2 separate regions of the Homo sapiens genome follow, and region 1 is linked to region 2. The links are chromatin loops, found by intact Hi-C in ENCODE. Cell type or tissue: IMR-90. All regions are shown on one strand.

Region 1 (2,500 bases), 360 kb after region 2:
GAGAAATGGGATGCCAAGGTCTTCCTTCGGGGATACAAATATTTCTTCATCACACAAATCTCTTGATCACAATGACGTGGCAGAAAGCTTGTTCTGAAGCATTGCTGTAAATTATATGAAAGCATTATTTAATGTGTTTGGCCTTATGGCTTCATCTTCCTAATTATGTTTATTTTGATAAGCATGCTAATCAGTCTGGGGTAAGAGGGTGAAGGTGGAAATTAGGATTATAGTTAAAATATGCCTGGGGCAGGAGAGCCTCTTGTGAGTAAACATCTAATCGTAATTCACATGAATTGCACATGAAGCCCATCAAGAGTTGGCACCACCTCAGATCTGAAATTGGCTCATTCTTCCTTCATCATCTTACTTTCTACCCTATCTCAGAAAAGTTATCGCTTTCCTTTTTCCAAGGGAGCATCTCTGTCCCTAACATGGCAGAAAGAAAGAAAATGTGACTGAAAAACTGATAAAAGGACTGAGGCTGGATGAGATTTTTGTCACAGAAGAGTTTTAAATGGAGTGATCCTATGGTCAAAGTGATGCGATTTTCTGTGAACAGCTGGACAAAGTGATACAAATGTGTTCCTAGCAGAAAAGCAGATTTAGATCCTCCCAAGAGCTCAGCAATGATGTATGGTGCCAATTACTGTTGTTTGCTTTTTGTTTTGGTTCATCTGTTTTTCTCTCGCTCACCCATACCCAATTCTGTCATTTACGCCAGGCTATTGTTTATGACAGTCACAGCTTTCCAAAGAACCCCCAATCCCTGCTAGTCCCCTTTCCAGCAAAACTGGAAACTCACAGGGCTTGCCCAGTTTTCCTTGCAGTTTCATGTCATGTATGTTTGGGAGCTGAGTCCCTCCTGAGGATGAGAAGAAAACAATTCTCTATGTAGTTATGTACTCTGGTATCGGCATTTATTTGGGGTTTGGGAAAGCCTCTAAAGCAATGAAGAAGGAAATCAGAAAAATCCCAGGCGTTGCATTTTGGTGGCCTTTGATCAGCTGGGAGATGGCTCAGGGCCTGCTGTCTTCTCTTTCTATTGAGCTCACAGCGCCATCTCTTGTCCTCCCAGGTAATTACAGGTGGCAATAGCTCTTGGAGCACTAAAGGATATTTCACTGGGCTCTAGAATCTTCGCACTCAGCATCAGGAGCTAGGCTATGAGAGCTATTGTCACCTGTAAACAGTATCTTTTTTTCTCTCACCAGGTGTCCTCGCAGGAGTGACATCGTCTTTAAATCCTATGTGGCAATCCCTGACGCACCGTCGTGATGCCCACGGAAGACAGGGTGACCTGGAAGTCCAACTACTTCCTTAAGATCATCCAGCTTTTGGATGGTTATCCGAAATGTTTCATGGTGGGAGCAGACAATCTGGGCTCCAAGCAGATGCAGCAGATCCTCAAGTCCCTCCGAGGGAAGGCCATGGTGCTGATGGGCAAGAAACCATGATGCTCAAGGCCATCCAAGGGCACCTGGAAAACAGCCGAGCTCTGGAGAAACTGTTGCCTCGTATCCAGGGAAATGTGGGCTTTGTGTTCACCAAGGAGGACCTCACTGAGATCAGGGACATGCTGGTAGCCAGTAAGGTGCCAGGAGCCACCTGTGCTGGTGCCATTGCCCCATGTGATGTCACTGTGCCAGGCCATCCTTGAGAAGACCTCCTTTTTTATTTTTTTGAGATGGAGTTTCCCTGTTGTTGCCCAGGCTGGAGTGCAATGGCACGATCTTGGCTTACCACAACCTCTGTCTCCCAGGTTCAAGCGATTCTCCTGCCTCAGCCTCCTGAGTAGCTGGGATTACAGGCATGTGCCACCACACCTGGATAATTTTTTTTTTTTTTTTTTGTATTTTTAGTAGAGATGGGGTTTCTCCATGTTGGTCAGGTTGGTCTCGAACTTATGACCTCAGGTGATCTGCCCGTCTCGGCATCCCAAAGTGCTGGGATTACAGGCTGAGAAGACCTCCTTTTTCCAGGCTTTAGGCATCATCACTAAAACCTTTGGGCACCACTGAAATCCTGAGTGATGTGCAGCTGATCAAGACTGGAGTCAAAGTGGGAGCCAGCGAAGCCACACTGCTGAACATGCGGAACATCTCTCCCTTCTCCTTTGGGCTGGTCATCCAGCAGGTGTTTGACAATGGCAGCATCTACAATACTGAAGTGCTTGACATCACAGAGGAAATTCTGAATCCTCACTTCCTGGAGGGTGTCCGCAACATTGCCAATGTCTGTCTGCAGATTGGTTATCCAGCTGTTGCCTCCGTACCCCATTCTACCATCAGTGGGTACAAATGAGTCCTGGCTTTGTCTGTGGAGACTGATTACACCTTCCCACTTGCTGGAAAGTTCAAGGTGTTCTTGGTTGATCCATATGCCTTTGCGGCTGCTACCCCTGTGGCCACTGCCACCACAGCTGCTCCTTCTGCTGCTGCAGCCTCAGCTAAGATTGAAGCCAAGGAAGAGTTAGAGGAATTGGATGAGGATACAGGAT
Region 2 (2,500 bases):
TTTGTAGATGACAGTGAGATCCAGAGAGAGACAGTAACTTGCCTTAGGTCTTTCAGATTGCTGTGCGAAGAGACCACGAACTCAACTGGGTCCCAGCTGGCCGTTTTGGAGGAGTGGGTGCACGCAGTGAGCCTGCTATTGGGAATTCTGTTGAGAACACCTGAGAGCTATCTGTCGGCCAGGCTCCAGGGCAGAAGCTCTGCGGAGTGACCTGTTACATGCAAATTCCTGGGCTGTTTTCTGTTCCTTTGTGGAACTGTCAGAACACAGTGAACCAAGATTAACATTATCCAGAAGACTTGAAGCTCCTCTGACGCAGAAGTACACAGCATGGTAGTAAGGAGAGTAGGCGCTGGTGGAGTTACATGATCAGAACTTGAATACTGATGCTGCTAACTAGTACCTTTTAAATTGGACAAGTCATGGTTTCTGTGAATGCCCATTCTTTGAACGGTAAAAAGGTAACAGCACCTATCACTTGGAGCTGCTACGAGGAGCCAGTGATAAGATATGTAGGTTCCCAGAACAGTGCCCAGCTTATGTTAAGAGCTCTATTCACAGTACTCATTTTTATGTTATTTATTGTCGGTATTACTATGATTCAGTTCTCTACAAAATCAGATATGTGGGGTTGGGACCTTACATCACCTTTTCAATACAGCTCTCAAGGGTTTAAAGATAAACAAGGACTCATACCTTTTGTATATGTAGACCTGGAACATAAAACCTACTCTGATGACGGGTTCACATCCACCTTGTAATTTGTCTACAATAATGTCAACATGGAGCTACAAATAATCTCACATATGCTACATTAACAGTTTACTTAGAAATTGGGGTAGATGTCGCTGCATGTTTTCAATCCTCTCAACTAATGCTGTGGTCACACTTCTGGGAAAAGCCTAGGATGGTATCACTTAACATTTTTTCTTCAACTTGTTCAGATTTTAAAGGTGCAATATTATTGATTAGCCACATGGGGGCATGAAGCTCTAATTTTTCCTGAAGTTGACCAGGACGTCTATCCTAAGCATTAGAAGTTGTAATGCCTTAGATATCTTAGAAAAACCAAACAATGTTCCTGAAATATTTTATATGGGCAGTGTTAGAAATGAACAAAGCATGTTTGTGTTTAAAAGTTGATCGTGCAGATTTGTGTTCTGGCTGTAATATCCAACCCCGGAGGCACATTACAATCACCTGGAGGGCTTTTAAAATATGAATTCTGCTGCACACCACCCGTCTGGGGATGGCAAGGCAACAGTATCAGCATTTTTAAAAAAGCTCCCCAGGTAATTGCAAGGTTGAGAACCGCTGATCTATGGATTAGTGGAGCTTGAAAGTAATATGAAACACCTGGCCATCTGACACTGACCTGTAATAAGTGATGCCAGGGGTCACGGTCACGTTATCAGAAAATAAACAAAAGTTGAAAAATAAAGACTGGCAAGCTAATTACTATTGGAGCCAACATTTCCTTAATTTGTCTCCCTATTGAGGCTACAGACTCCCTGGGGTGACTAAACTGGCTCCGGCTACATATTTTCAAAGAGAAAATCAAAGTGACTGAATGTCCATTAGCCAGACAGCTTGTCTCACTGAGCCTGAAGCCAGTGGATTGCAACCTCTCAAGCCTCAGAGGCAGTCCTGGGGCCACCCTCCCTTCTCTCCTCCTGGATTCCTAACAACCAGCTGAGGTTGTGTTTGATTTCAAATTCCTCTGATTGTAACAATACAGGCATTAGATATGCAAAGTTAAAAAGGAAAACCAAGGAGGAAGAGATGATTTCAGATCACATGTGGTTATACTCAAGAATCACTCTCAATTCATAACAAAATGACCATAACGAAATATTGAGCTTACTAATTAGTCCAAAACAGATGAAAATGCTTATCAGCTTCTGATGTTCCGGAATGTGGGACTCTTTTTGGCCTGTGACATTTCTTATTGCTGAATTGAATGTTTGGATGTGTAATAATTCATCTTTTAGATATTTTGAGGAAAGTCCTCTGCTTAGAAGGTGTGGAGGCTGGGTATATTTCTTAGATGGAGGACTAAGAAATGAGGCGTGGGCCAGGAGCTGTGGCTCACGCCTGTAATCCCAGCACATTGGGAGGTCAAGGCAGGCAGATCGCCTGAGATCGGGAGTTCGAGACCAGCCTGGCCAAGATGGTGAAACCCCATCTCTACCAAAAATACAAAAAGGTTTAGCTGGGCATGGTGGCGCACGTCTGTAATCCCAGCTACTTGGGAGGCTGAGGGATGGGAATCGCTTGAACCTGGGAGGCAGAGGTTGCAGTGAGCGGATATCGCGCCACTGCACTCCAGCCTGGGTGACAGAGGGAGACTCTGTCTCAAAAATAAATAAATAAATAAATAAATAAATAAATAATAAAATAAAAATAAAAAAATGAGGTCTTCACATGGAATCACAGGGCTTGTATCACTTATGCTAAGTCATACCAAATTATGAAAAATGTCTGAAAGGGTGAAAGGGTC

The links. A loop is a pair of places that touch in the nucleus more often than their neighbours do. Peaks named below come from ENCODE experiments on the same cell type or tissue, not always from the same donor. Only the 100,000 strongest peaks of a DNase experiment are listed, where the experiment ranks them.
Region 1: a loop joins it to region 2, with 7 times the contacts of the local background. A loop is called at or near these places in 86 of 110 quality-filtered maps.

Annotation. Positions count from the first base shown.
Region 1 is chr18:59,822,748-59,825,247 of GRCh38, forward strand. It overlaps the pseudogene RPLP0P12. Among named protein-coding and RNA genes, the nearest start is that of PMAIP1, 76 kb to the right of the region's middle. In IMR-90, a CTCF peak has its summit at 1,069; a DNase peak (open chromatin) is centred at 1,054.
Region 2 is chr18:59,458,578-59,461,077 of GRCh38, forward strand. All of the region lies in intron 5 of CCBE1 (collagen and calcium binding EGF domains 1), which reads right to left. Among named protein-coding and RNA genes, the nearest start is that of LMAN1, 100 kb to the left of the region's middle. In IMR-90, a CTCF peak has its summit at 985 (motif pointing right); a DNase peak (open chromatin) is centred at 1,004; H3K27ac peaks cover 897 bases.